4 separate regions of the Homo sapiens genome follow, and all the other regions are linked to region 3. The links are chromatin contacts, found by Hi-C or POLR2A ChIA-PET in ENCODE. All regions are on one chromosome and are shown on one strand. The core of a region is the stretch at or near the end of the contact, and the rest is flanking DNA. Distances in the headings are between cores, read along the strand shown. Region 1 holds the start of EIF1 (eukaryotic translation initiation factor 1). Region 2 holds the start of ODAD4 (outer dynein arm docking complex subunit 4). Region 3 holds the start of CDK12 (cyclin dependent kinase 12). Region 4 has its middle 23 kb from the start of EIF1.

Region 1 (2,700 bases), core at 48-2,547, 2.2 Mb after region 3:
ATGGTGAAAACCCATCTCTACTAAAAATATTTTTAAAAAACTAGCCGGGCGTGGTGGTGGATGCCTGTAACCCCAACTACTCGGGAGGCTGAGGCAGAAGAATTGCTTGAACCCAGGAGACGGAGGTTACAGTGAGCCGACACAGTGCCACTGCACTCCAGCCTCGGCGACAAAGTGAGACTCTGTCTCAAAAAAAAAATCAATTTATTGGCAATATTTAAAAATCAAGAGATTTTATGTAAACACCTGGATTTCCTGGCACTCTTGAAAAAGATCTAGCACAATGGGCTGGAGGTGAGCGGCCACTGCAGCCCGTAGTTCTTACTCCAGCCCCCAGTCCACCCCATTACATCACACTTGGCTGTTTGCACTCCTTGATCCTACTTACCTGCCTATCCCCGGAGGCCTTTGAGTCTAAAATTCCTGGTCTCTTTTCACCACTCTACTTACCCCTACAACTGAGTGTTGAAATAAATAAACTGAAAGCAAGAAAGGTTGACTGTTTTGAAGGAAATATTTCATCTAAACTCTAGGAAGGCTCTACTCCACACAAGCTGTGCCACATGAAGGACGCCCTCTGGTGCCAGAATTATTCTCGGGGGGGCCCAGAACCAGTTACTATACCTTGAACTCATGCCAATGAGCTGGGCACACTTTTTCCTTAGATGGATTAATCTAATCTAAATGAAAATTTTAGATCGGATTAACCCACTTTAGAATAAATCTAAATGGCAATCTAAATTATGCGGTTACCGTTTTGATTATATTATTGTATGTTGATTAATCAAAGTGCCGCCCTAAATCCCGCTGTGACTCCGTGGGTAGTAGGGTGGGTAGGTAGGTGGGTTTGACACAACGGGGATTTCTCGTGTTTGGGAGGCTCATCATCTAAATCCTCTCTAAGGAGTGTTCATTTACCATATGAAACTCCCCTTTTCGAGAAGACAGGGATGCAACAGGGTCAAGAAGGTGGAACGTACCAAAGGACACAGTGCGTAGGCGCGCTCGAAACCTGGGCCGGTATTCTCGGCACCCAGACACCGTCCACTCGCACTGCGCAGGCTCCGAGACAGATCAAGCTTTCCCTCCCCCTCCCAGCTCTCCTAGAGTCAAGAGGACGCCCTCCTGCCGCAGACTTCCTGCGCAAGCGCCATCCCATGTCCCCGCCTCCAAACCAATTGGAAGCGGCGCCGCCTGGGCGCTTGGGGCACGACGCTGTGGGTGGGGTCAGGACGTGAGGGCAGCGCGCTGGCGTCAGAGGCGCGGCTATATAACTAAACACAGGCACCGCCCCTCTGCCCCAGTCACTGAGCCGCCGCCGAGGATTCAGCAGCCTCCCCCTTGAGCCCCCTCGCTTCCCGACGTTCCGTTCCCCCCTGCCCGCCTTCTCCCGCCACCGCCGCCGCCGCCTTCCGCAGGCCGTTTCCACCGAGGAAAAGGAATCGTATCGTATGTCCGCTATCCAGAACCTCCACTCTTTCGGTAAGCTATGGGAAAGGTCGCGGGCCCGGGTGGGGCAGCGGGGCCTTCCGGGCCCGGAGACGTGTTCCGGGAAGTTGCCAAGCGCTCCGGGCCTTCGTAAGCTCGGGCAGGGGAAACTTGACCAGGGTCGCAGGGCAGCGGGATCAAGGCCTGGGCCCCGGGGTCGGACCCTGAGCGCGACCGGAAGGAGCAGGCGGTAGGTCAGCCCTTGGGCGGGCCCGGCGTCTCAGTGGCGCATTTACTAATGGCTCCTGGGCCTCCTCGGGCCACACCCGCCCCTCCCGTCACCATTGCGTCACGTCCGTTACGTCACCACCCGTTGTCACGGATCCGGAGGGAAAGGCGGTGCCAGCCCTAAGTGGCAAGCGGGTGCACCAATGGGGGTGGGAGGCTTAGCCCCGCCTCGGGAGCTCGGGTTCCGGCGGGTTGCATCAGCTGGGTGGGGCACCGCCTGGCAGCCCGGACTCCCCCGACATGTGATCGGCTTCCCAGGGAGGGCGGGAGGCCCGGGCGTTCCCCGAGCCTGGGGAAGCTGGCCGTCCCGGACTGACCTGCTCGGGGAGAGCCAGCAAAGGACACATTCGGCCTGGCCCAAGCCCTGACGATTTCAGTGTTGTTTTCTGCACGCGCAAAACACCTGGGGACCGAGGGGATGGCAGTGGCATCCTATCTTTGACAGCTCTGAACGAGCTTAACCTTTTTTTTCAGACCCCTTTGCTGATGCAAGTAAGGGTGATGACCTGCTTCCTGCTGGCACTGAGGATTATATCCATATAAGAATTCAACAGAGAAACGGCAGGAAGACCCTTACTACTGTCCAAGGGATCGCTGATGATTACGATAAAAAGAAACTAGTGAAGGCGTTTAAGAAAGTAGGTCTTCAGTGAGATTTTGGGAAAGTCATAATGGATTTGTCCACAAGGGGGTGCCAGCTGTGTTGTATGTATTGTTAGCGGAAGGGGTGATAAATGCGTTCATGCTCTTGCTAGGCCTAATTCGTTTTCCTTTGTGCTTGCAGAAGTTTGCCTGCAATGGTACTGTAATTGAGCATCCGGAATATGGAGAAGTAATTCAGCTACAGGGTGACCAACGCAAGAACATATGCCAGTTCCTCGTAGAGGTGAGTTCAGTCACTACTTGATTTGTGCCTCTCTGCTGGCAAATCTCAGATCCTGTCTGTTAGCTTCTGCTGGGGACATAAAAGTTGGCTTTGTAAGG
Region 2 (2,700 bases), core at 80-2,579, 2.5 Mb after region 3:
CTTCGCCATGTTGCCCAGACTGGTCTCGAACTCCTGAGCTCAAGCGATCCTCCCACCTCAGTCTCCAAAGTACTGGGATTACAGGCATGAGCCACCACACCTAGCTCTCATTCTCTACTTACGTCTACTGGGCTCCACCATACTCACCCTCAGCTCAAATATTACCCCTCTATGAACATGTCTCTAACCCATCCCAGACCCTGGCTGAATCATTCATTTGCCTGGGTTTCACACCACTTTGTCCTCATCTCCCTCACAGGCACACAGAACTTTTAATTACTAGTTAATATCACTTAAGTGGCCGTTACTTGTTTATACATCTTTCTCCCCTATTAGATAAAACTCCTTCAAGCAGGGACCATATTATTTCTTATATTTTGAATTAAACCTTTTGAGATAATCATAGATTCATATGCAGTTCATAAGAAATAAATACAAAAGAGATCCCATGTACCCTTTTCCCAGTTTCTCCCAATGGTAACATCCTTAAAAACTTTAGTACAATAACACAACCAGAAAATTGACACTGATACAATCCACTGATCTTACTCAAATATCCCCAGTTTTACATGTATGCCGTGTGTGTGTGTGTGTGTGTGCATTTGTAGTTAAAGACATCTTTTTACTATTTAAACTTTAACAATGACATTAGGACGTTTTGGAAGTAACGTAGTAAAGGCAGTTAAGCAAGCTACTTAGGGTATCGTTGGAGCCCAGAAGAAGCACCTAGTCCACTTTTGGAGGAGTGGTGATGGTGAGGGAATGGGGAAGGACGTCAGAATATGCCTTGGTCAAGGCCCGCTACTAGTAGCTGCTCAAATAACTGCGTTAAATTATGTTGAACCCAACGTTATTTTCCATGTTTTCTTATGCAAATCCTCGCATCCCTGAGTGTTCCATTATTTTCATATTTATTTGGCAGGTGGAACATTCGAGGCTGGGAGCCCTTACATGCCCCGCGAGAGGTCACGCAGTTAGGAAGTGACAGGAGCGAAGTCAGCCCAAGTCTGCTGACTCCAAGCCCAGTGCTCTCTCCCCCTAATGGCGGTACGCCGTGCACATATCCTTACCACGTATGCCTCATCCCTATTCGGAACTTTGCCTCCAACCCTCTTCCTGTTTTCTTGGCTGTCTTACAAGGGAGCCTTTTCAGGCAGCAACTCCAGAGAGAACCGCCAGAGCGTGCAACAGCAAACACTAACCAGCCCAGCCGTCAGCCACGCAATCATCACTCCCTGGCCCAGTGCGCGGCAGAACTGGCGCAAGCGCACGCCGGCAGGTTGTACCCAGAATCCGGGCCCTTGCCAGACGGGGGCGGAACCGGAAGTCGCTGTACATCTCATGGTTGCTAAGAAACGGAGCTTCCACAAACCAGATAGAGGTTCTCCAGCTTTTCTTTGATTGTCTCTGCTTTAGCGTCTCTAAATCCGGTCACCATGTCGGACCCCGAAGGCGAGACCTTGCGAAGCACCTTTCCCTCTTATATGGCCGAAGGCGAGCGGCTCTACCTGTGCGGGGAATTTTCTAAAGCCGCGCAGAGCTTCAGCAACGTGAGTCGAGCTCTCAACCTATCCATCACCCCATCACCCGTCACTTTTTTTTTTTTTTTTTTTTTTTTTTTTTGTGACGGAGTTTCGCTCTTGTTGCCTAGGCTGGAGTGCAATGGCACGATCTCGGCTCGCCGCAACCTCCGCCTCCCGGGTTCAAGTGATTCTCCTGCCTCCACCTCCCAAGTAGCTGGGACTACAGGCGCGTGCCACCATGCCCGGCTAATTATTTTGTCTTTTTAGTAGAGATGGGGGTTTCACTGTGTTGGCCAGGCTGGTCTCGAACTCCTGACCTCGTGATCCACCCGCTTCGGCCTCCCAAAGTGCTGGGATTACAGGCGTGAGCCACTGCGCCTGCCCCCTGCCCTCACCTTTTGATTGCAGATAACACTGAGGTCTTGATGATGCCTGGAGGACCCTGTTGTTTCTATTATTCACTGATTTTTGATGGACACACTGCTGTCACAGATAAGCCCTGTGGTTGGCCATTTTCTACCAGTTCCCACTTGCAATCTCCATTCTCTGCGTTAACAGTGACCTTTTCCTCCACTTTTACTTAAATGTTTCATGATTAACCGGCCTCCTTCCACAGAGCAGCCTTACCTTCCCATCATTTGCTGGCAGATTGGATGGGAGGTTGCATGCAGAAGCCTCAATGTCCCCAGCACACCGTTGCTTATAAAAGGTGGCCAGTAAGCAACATATGATTATTATTATCAATTTTGAGACAAAGTTTTGCTATGTTGCCCAGGCTGGAGTGCAGTGGCAAGATCTCAGCTCACTGCAACTTCCGCCTCCCCAGGTTCAAGCGATTTTCCTGCCTCAGCCTAGGGAGTAGTTGGGATTACAGGCATGTCCCACCACGCCTGGCTAATTTTTGTATTCTTAGTAGAGACAGGGTTTCACCATGTTGGCCAGGCTGGTGTCGAACTCCTGACCTCAAGTGATACACCTGCCTCGGCCCCCCAAAGTGCTGGGATTACTGAGGTGAGCTGCTGCACCAACCAGCAACATTATTATAGTAACCCTAGTATAAATTGCATCATCCCACCCTAAGGGGATTGGGTGATGGTTTTTGTTGTTGTTGTTGTTGTTGTTGTTGTTGTTTTGGAGACGTAGTCTTGCTCTGTCTCCAGGCTGGAGTGCAATGGTG
Region 3 (2,700 bases), core at 89-2,588:
CCATGGGAGGATCTCAAGATGGGATGAGCTTTTAGGTTCTGAGATTTGAAGCAAAGATTGGTAAGGAGACAACACCATAGGATGGAAGAGCTTGTGTTTTAGTCTCAGAAAGACATGAATTTGAATGTTGACTGTGGCACTTGTTGGACCAAATTATTCAACTTCCCTGAGGCTGGGATTCCTTTTCTATAAAACAGGGATGAAAATCTCGTGTTTTGCAGGATAATTGTGAAAATTAGAGATAATGTATGTAAAATTCTTGGCAGGTAGCACACACCCTATATGTGGGAAGCACTGTTAAAACACTCAGGGACTTGGGTTGAAATGTCCCGACATTTGTCTTTTGCTCTGTAAAAAATAATCTCAACCGGGCGCGGTGGCTCAAGCCTGTAATCCCGCCACTTTGGGAGGACCAGACGGGCAGATTGCTTCATTCTAGGAGTTCAAGACCAAGGATCGCGGATTGCTTGAGTCTAGGAGTTCGAGACTAGCCTGGGCAACATGGCGAAACCCCATCACTACGAATAATAGAAACAAATTAGCACGGCGTGGTGGCGCGACTCTATAGTTCCAAGTACTCGGCAGGATGAGGTGGGAGGATTGCTTGAGCCCAGGAGGTGGAGGCTGCAGTGAGCCGAGATCGTGCCACTGCACTCCAGTCTGGGCAAAAGAGAGAGAACTTGTCTCAAACAAACAAAAAAATGGCCCGGCGCGGCGGTTCACGCCTGTAATCCTAGCACTTTGGGAGGCCGAGGCGGGAGGATCACTTGAGGTCAGGAGGTCGAGACCAGCCTGGCCAACATGGTGAAACCCTGTCTCTACTAAAAACAAAAAAGTTAGCCGGGCGTGGTGGCGGGCGCCTGTAATCCCAGCTACTCGGGAGGCTGAGGCAGGAGAATCGCTTGAACCCAGGAGGTGGAGGTTGCAGTGAGCCGAGATCGCGCCACTAACACTCCAGGATGGGCTACAGAGCGAGACTCCGTCTCAAAGGAAAACAAAAAACAAACAAAAAAAAGTCATCCTGGTAGTTAAAAGATTTGTTAAAAAGGATGTTGAAATTATTTTGTCACGGAGCCTGGGAGTGTTTGTTTAATCAGTTACCGATAAAGTTTTGGTTAAAAAAAAAAAACTCGGTTTGTTCCGTTTCAATAAAGCTTTGCTCAAACGGGGAGCTCCGGGAGCTCATCGCGAGACTCAGGTGAAACGCGTTTCTAGTTTGGGACCTGATCTCGCGTTGTTTGATAAGCAGGGGAATGAGGTGAAAGCGAAGCACGAAACATCGCGAGAGGCTACTGGACTCTCGCGACGATTTCTGGGATTGCCCCTCCCCCCTTCCCCAAGTGCCGTTTCGGTTTAATCTAGTGTGTGACTGGGTCTGTGTGAGGGAGAGAGTGTGTGTGGTGTGGAGGTGAAACGGAGGCAAGAAAGGGGGCTACCTCAGGAGCGAGGGACAAAGGGGGCGTGAGGCACCTAGGCCGCGGCACCCCGGCGACAGGAAGCCGTCCTGAACCGGGCTACCGGGTAGGGGAAGGGCCCGCGTAGTCCTCGCAGGGCCCCAGAGCTGGAGTCGGCTCCACAGCCCCGGGCCGTCGGCTTCTCACTTCCTGGACCTCCCCGGCGCCCGGGCCTGAGGACTGGCTCGGCGGAGGGAGAAGAGGAAACAGACTTGAGCAGCTCCCCGTTGTCTCGCAACTCCACTGCCGAGGAACTCTCATTTCTTCCCTCGCTCCTTCACCCCCCACCTCATGTAGAAGGGTGCTGAGGCGTCGGGAGGGAGGAGGAGCCTGGGCTACCGTCCCTGCCCTCCCCACCCCCTTCCCGGGGCGCTTTGGTGGGCGTGGAGTTGGGGTTGGGGGGGTGGGTGGGGGTTGCTTTTTGGAGTGCTGGGGAACTTTTTTCCCTTCTTCAGGTCAGGGGAAAGGGAATGCCCAATTCAGAGAGACATGGGGGCAAGAAGGACGGGAGTGGAGGAGCTTCTGGAACTTTGCAGCCGTCATCGGGAGGCGGCAGCTCTAACAGCAGAGAGCGTCACCGCTTGGTATCGAAGCACAAGCGGCATAAGTCCAAACACTCCAAAGACATGGGGTTGGTGACCCCCGAAGCAGCATCCCTGGGCACAGTTATCAAACCTTTGGTGGAGTATGATGATATCAGCTCTGATTCCGACACCTTCTCCGATGACATGGCCTTCAAACTAGACCGAAGGGAGAACGACGAACGTCGTGGATCAGATCGGAGCGACCGCCTGCACAAACATCGTCACCACCAGCACAGGCGTTCCCGGGACTTACTAAAAGCTAAACAGACCGAAAAAGAAAAAAGCCAAGAAGTCTCCAGCAAGTCGGGATCGATGAAGGACCGGATATCGGGAAGTTCAAAGCGTTCGAATGAGGAGACTGATGACTATGGGAAGGCGCAGGTAGCCAAAAGCAGCAGCAAGGAATCCAGGTCATCCAAGCTCCACAAGGAGAAGACCAGGAAAGAACGGGAGCTGAAGTCTGGGCACAAAGACCGGAGTAAAAGTCATCGAAAAAGGGAAACACCCAAAAGTTACAAAACAGTGGACAGCCCAAAACGGAGATCCAGGAGCCCCCACAGGAAGTGGTCTGACAGCTCCAAACAAGATGATAGCCCCTCGGGAGCTTCTTATGGCCAAGATTATGACCTTAGTCCCTCACGATCTCATACCTCGAGCAATTA
Region 4 (2,700 bases), core at 25-2,524, 2.2 Mb after region 3:
GGAGGTCAAGGCTGCAGTGAACCATGACTGAGCCACTGCAATCCAGCCAGGGCAACAGAGCAAGATGCTATCTCAAAAAAAAAAAAAAAAGTGCTATTAAGAGCTGAACTCTGTTCTGGGGGGAGTAGCCTTTCCTTCCCTTCTCTGAGCCTCAGTTTCCCTATATATAAAAGAAAGGAATCAGATAAGATGGCCTGAAAGGCTGCCACCAGTTCTAATGCTCTCAGGTCCTGCTCTCTGACCTACCCAGGACACATGGAACCATCATCACCTCCTTGATCCAGGCACTCTACTCCTCATAATGGAACCAAGATGGTCTTCACTTTATTTTTTTTTTCCCATTGTCCCTGTCCTTACTGCCCTCTGTGTTATGCCAACCTCCTCTGAGTTAACTGAGGCTCAGAGGCTCAAGCAGTCTTTGCCACCCTCTCCCCACTGTCCCCCCCACCCCTCACTCTCCCACCAGACTGTCTGCTCCATCCCCGTCCCAACTGCTCCCACCTGGACTCCCTGCTGCCCTTGGTTCCTACCCCACCCCTCTGTCCACTCCCCCACTCACATACCTGGCCCTCCTTCCCCCATGCAGCCCATCTACCTTCACAGGGAGGCAGCAAGACACCCCCGCCGGCCTAGGAGGGTCGAGATCCTAGGACTCTACTTTTTCCAGTCCTGGTATTTGCCTACACGCCCCAGCCTCCCACCCCCAGCGCCCCCCCCAACACACACACACCCACACACACACACACGCACGCACGCACGCAATTATAACCCCCTTAGGGACAGCCGTTGTGTCTGCTGTAGTTTAGCCTTGGATTCATCATGGCTTCGACATCGCCGGCCCTGGGCCAGTGTTCGAGAGCATGGCCCCAAACAGTTCTTGCTCTGTTCAGCTCCCCACATTGCCAAGCTGCGAGCGGGCTCTCTGTGCTTCCTGCCTTCTGTCTGCCTCGCCTGTTCTCTCCAGGTAGGCGGCTCCTCCTCCAAGCTCCCCCAGCCCTGGGCTGACCTCTGTCACCTGGATGGTGGGTGCGGGTTCTCCGGGCATGCACCTCGTTCCCCTCTTTACTCCCAGCAGTGGCTGAAACTTGTGGGTGCTTGATCGTGCTAGTTAAATGAATGAACATGTGGTGGTTACAGGCAAACCCACAATGCCACACAGGACACCGACCAACAACTGAAAACGGTGACAGCTGCCCTTACCCGCAGCTCCCCAGCGTAGCCCTCCCCCATCGCAGCCAGACCGGCTTGCCCACTGCGCAGCAAGGCGGAGCCCCGCACAGCTAAGCCCGGGCGTGGTGCTCGCGGCGCCCTCTGCTGGCCGGGCCCACGGCCTCCTCCTGCGCACGCGCGCCGCCACCCCGGGACCAGACCTAAAGGGAGAAGGCGCGATCTGGGGCCCTCCCTCCGCACCCCCTCGCCCCGAGAAGCCCCAAACCCAGGTCTTTGACCCTCATGAACATCCTTTGTCCTTCCTCTCTCCTGCTCCCCCTGCAAACATTTTAGGCATCCCTAAATGATCACCAGCCCTCGCCTGCTCTCTTAGCAGGCCTCCAGGTGGGGTTAGAATTGTCAAATGCTGGCACAGGACGAAACCCTAATAATAATAACTATGATGATGACGGCAGCTGCTGCTGAGCGGGCACTTTGTGGTTACCTTAGCAACCTTCCACCATCCAGGAAGTGCAGCCCCTTCTTTCACAGGCGGCAGCTGCAGCCAGAGGCGTGCGGGGACTTCCCAAGGTCACACAGCAAGAATCCTAAGAAACCCGGGGTGTTTCCTCTGCCTACGTGGAGCTAACCCTGCCTCCAGAAGCAGGGGCCTTGAGATGGGAGCAGAGCGATCTGGTGCCCCGGAAACCCCACCCCCACCCCCACCTTGCCCCATGCGCAGCGAACGTGGCTACATTTCCTATCGTTTGTCCAACCCATCATTTTGCCTTTGGGAAAATTGCAGGGGAGGTGGAGGCCAGAGGACAGGGAGACAAACGTTCGTGGGCATCTGCCACGAGCACATTTGCCACGCTTTGTGACAGGCCCTTTCCCGTTACACACCACACCTGCCCAGGACCGCAGCACAGAACCAGGACCCAAACCCGCCGACTCCCTCCCTAGTGCTCCTTCCTCACCCCCCACCCCCTCCCCCCTCCGCAAGTTCTCTCTTGGAAAAGGGGCCGCTGGGAAGGGGAGGAAACGCACTCACTACAGGACTCCAGGTGGGGTCCAGAGGCTCTGCCCCTGGTGCCTCTTCCCCAGCCCTAAAGCCCCCAGCCCTAGAGAGGGGACCCTCCTGCACAACATCTCCAGGGGACCGGGTACTCCACTAGGGTCGAGAAACGTTGAATAGTGCGGTGGGTGCGGGAGGCGCGCCTAGGTGCCGAAACCCGGTCTGTGCTGCCATCCTGTGGCCATTGCAGGAAGTGTGCCTGTCAGGCCGCTCTGCATTGAACCTGAAATGCCGGGTCACCCTTGGGTTGAGTGAAACCGGGCCCCATGCTGAGGCTACAAGGGACATAGAAAGGGACAAGACGCAGCCCGTGCCCTGAAAGAGCTTACAGTTCGGTAGGATGGCCTTCAAATGACATGATCCAACACTCAACTCGGCGCCAGATACCGCCCAAAATAGAAGATCGTGCAAAAGGTTCCAAAAGGTGGAGGCAGCCTGCCCCGAAGCACATCGAGAAAGCCCTCCTGCAGCAAAGC

Evidence for each region. A loop is a pair of places that touch in the nucleus more often than their neighbours do. ChIA-PET counts read pairs that join two places held with the same protein, here RNA polymerase II (POLR2A). Pooled maps may share reads with other maps.
Region 1: a map with no recorded cell type shows a loop between it and region 3 (20-fold over the local background). The contact joins the promoter of EIF1 here to the promoter of CDK12 in region 3. A Hi-C loop is called at or near these places in 1 of 37 single-sample maps with no recorded cell type and 7 of 50 pooled maps. POLR2A ChIA-PET finds 5 or more read pairs at or near these places in 2 of 52 experiments (GM10248 and activated T-cell).
Region 2: a pooled map shows a loop between it and region 3 (2.3-fold over the local background). The contact joins the promoter of ODAD4 here to the promoter of CDK12 in region 3. A Hi-C loop is called at or near these places in 1 of 50 pooled maps. POLR2A ChIA-PET finds 5 or more read pairs at or near these places in 3 of 52 experiments (A549, OCI-LY7 and activated CD4-positive, alpha-beta T cell).
Region 4: a pooled map shows a loop between it and region 3 (5-fold over the local background). The contact joins the enhancer-like site here to the promoter of CDK12 in region 3. A Hi-C loop is called at or near these places in 3 of 50 pooled maps. POLR2A ChIA-PET finds 5 or more read pairs at or near these places in 2 of 52 experiments (GM12878 and naive thymus-derived CD4-positive, alpha-beta T cell).

What each region holds. Positions count from the first base shown.
Region 1 is chr17:41,687,588-41,690,287 of GRCh38, forward strand. EIF1 (eukaryotic translation initiation factor 1) reads left to right here and starts at 1,298. Exons shown (of 4, transcript NM_005801.4): 1 at 1,298-1,482; 2 at 2,191-2,354; 3 at 2,501-2,602. The coding sequence starts at 1,452. RefSeq lists enhancers at 999-1,907, 1,893-1,982, 1,908-2,700 and a silencer at 1,123-1,512.
Region 2 is chr17:41,929,288-41,931,987 of GRCh38, forward strand. ODAD4 (outer dynein arm docking complex subunit 4) reads left to right here and starts at 1,330. Exons shown (of 12, transcript NM_031421.5): 1 at 1,330-1,550. The coding sequence starts at 1,437. It also overlaps a transcript of ACLY not described here. RefSeq lists enhancers at 453-1,356, 1,069-1,158, 1,339-1,438.
Region 3 is chr17:39,460,148-39,462,847 of GRCh38, forward strand. CDK12 (cyclin dependent kinase 12) reads left to right here and starts at 1,339. Exons shown (of 14, transcript NM_016507.4): 1 at 1,339-2,700. The coding sequence starts at 1,925. RefSeq lists enhancers at 1,116-2,040, 1,401-1,450, 1,541-1,600, 1,766-2,700, 1,991-2,120.
Region 4 is chr17:41,664,762-41,667,461 of GRCh38, forward strand. No RefSeq gene overlaps it. Among named protein-coding and RNA genes, the nearest start is that of EIF1, 23 kb to the right of the region's middle. RefSeq lists enhancers at 432-951, 952-1,469, 990-1,079, 1,500-1,629, 2,500-2,700 and a silencer at 1,200-1,439. Within about 2 kb of position 1,275, at least 39 of the 41 ENCODE cell types and tissues checked have a DNase peak (open chromatin) inside an H3K27ac peak, as active enhancers do; they include GM12878, where a contact is called at or near this core.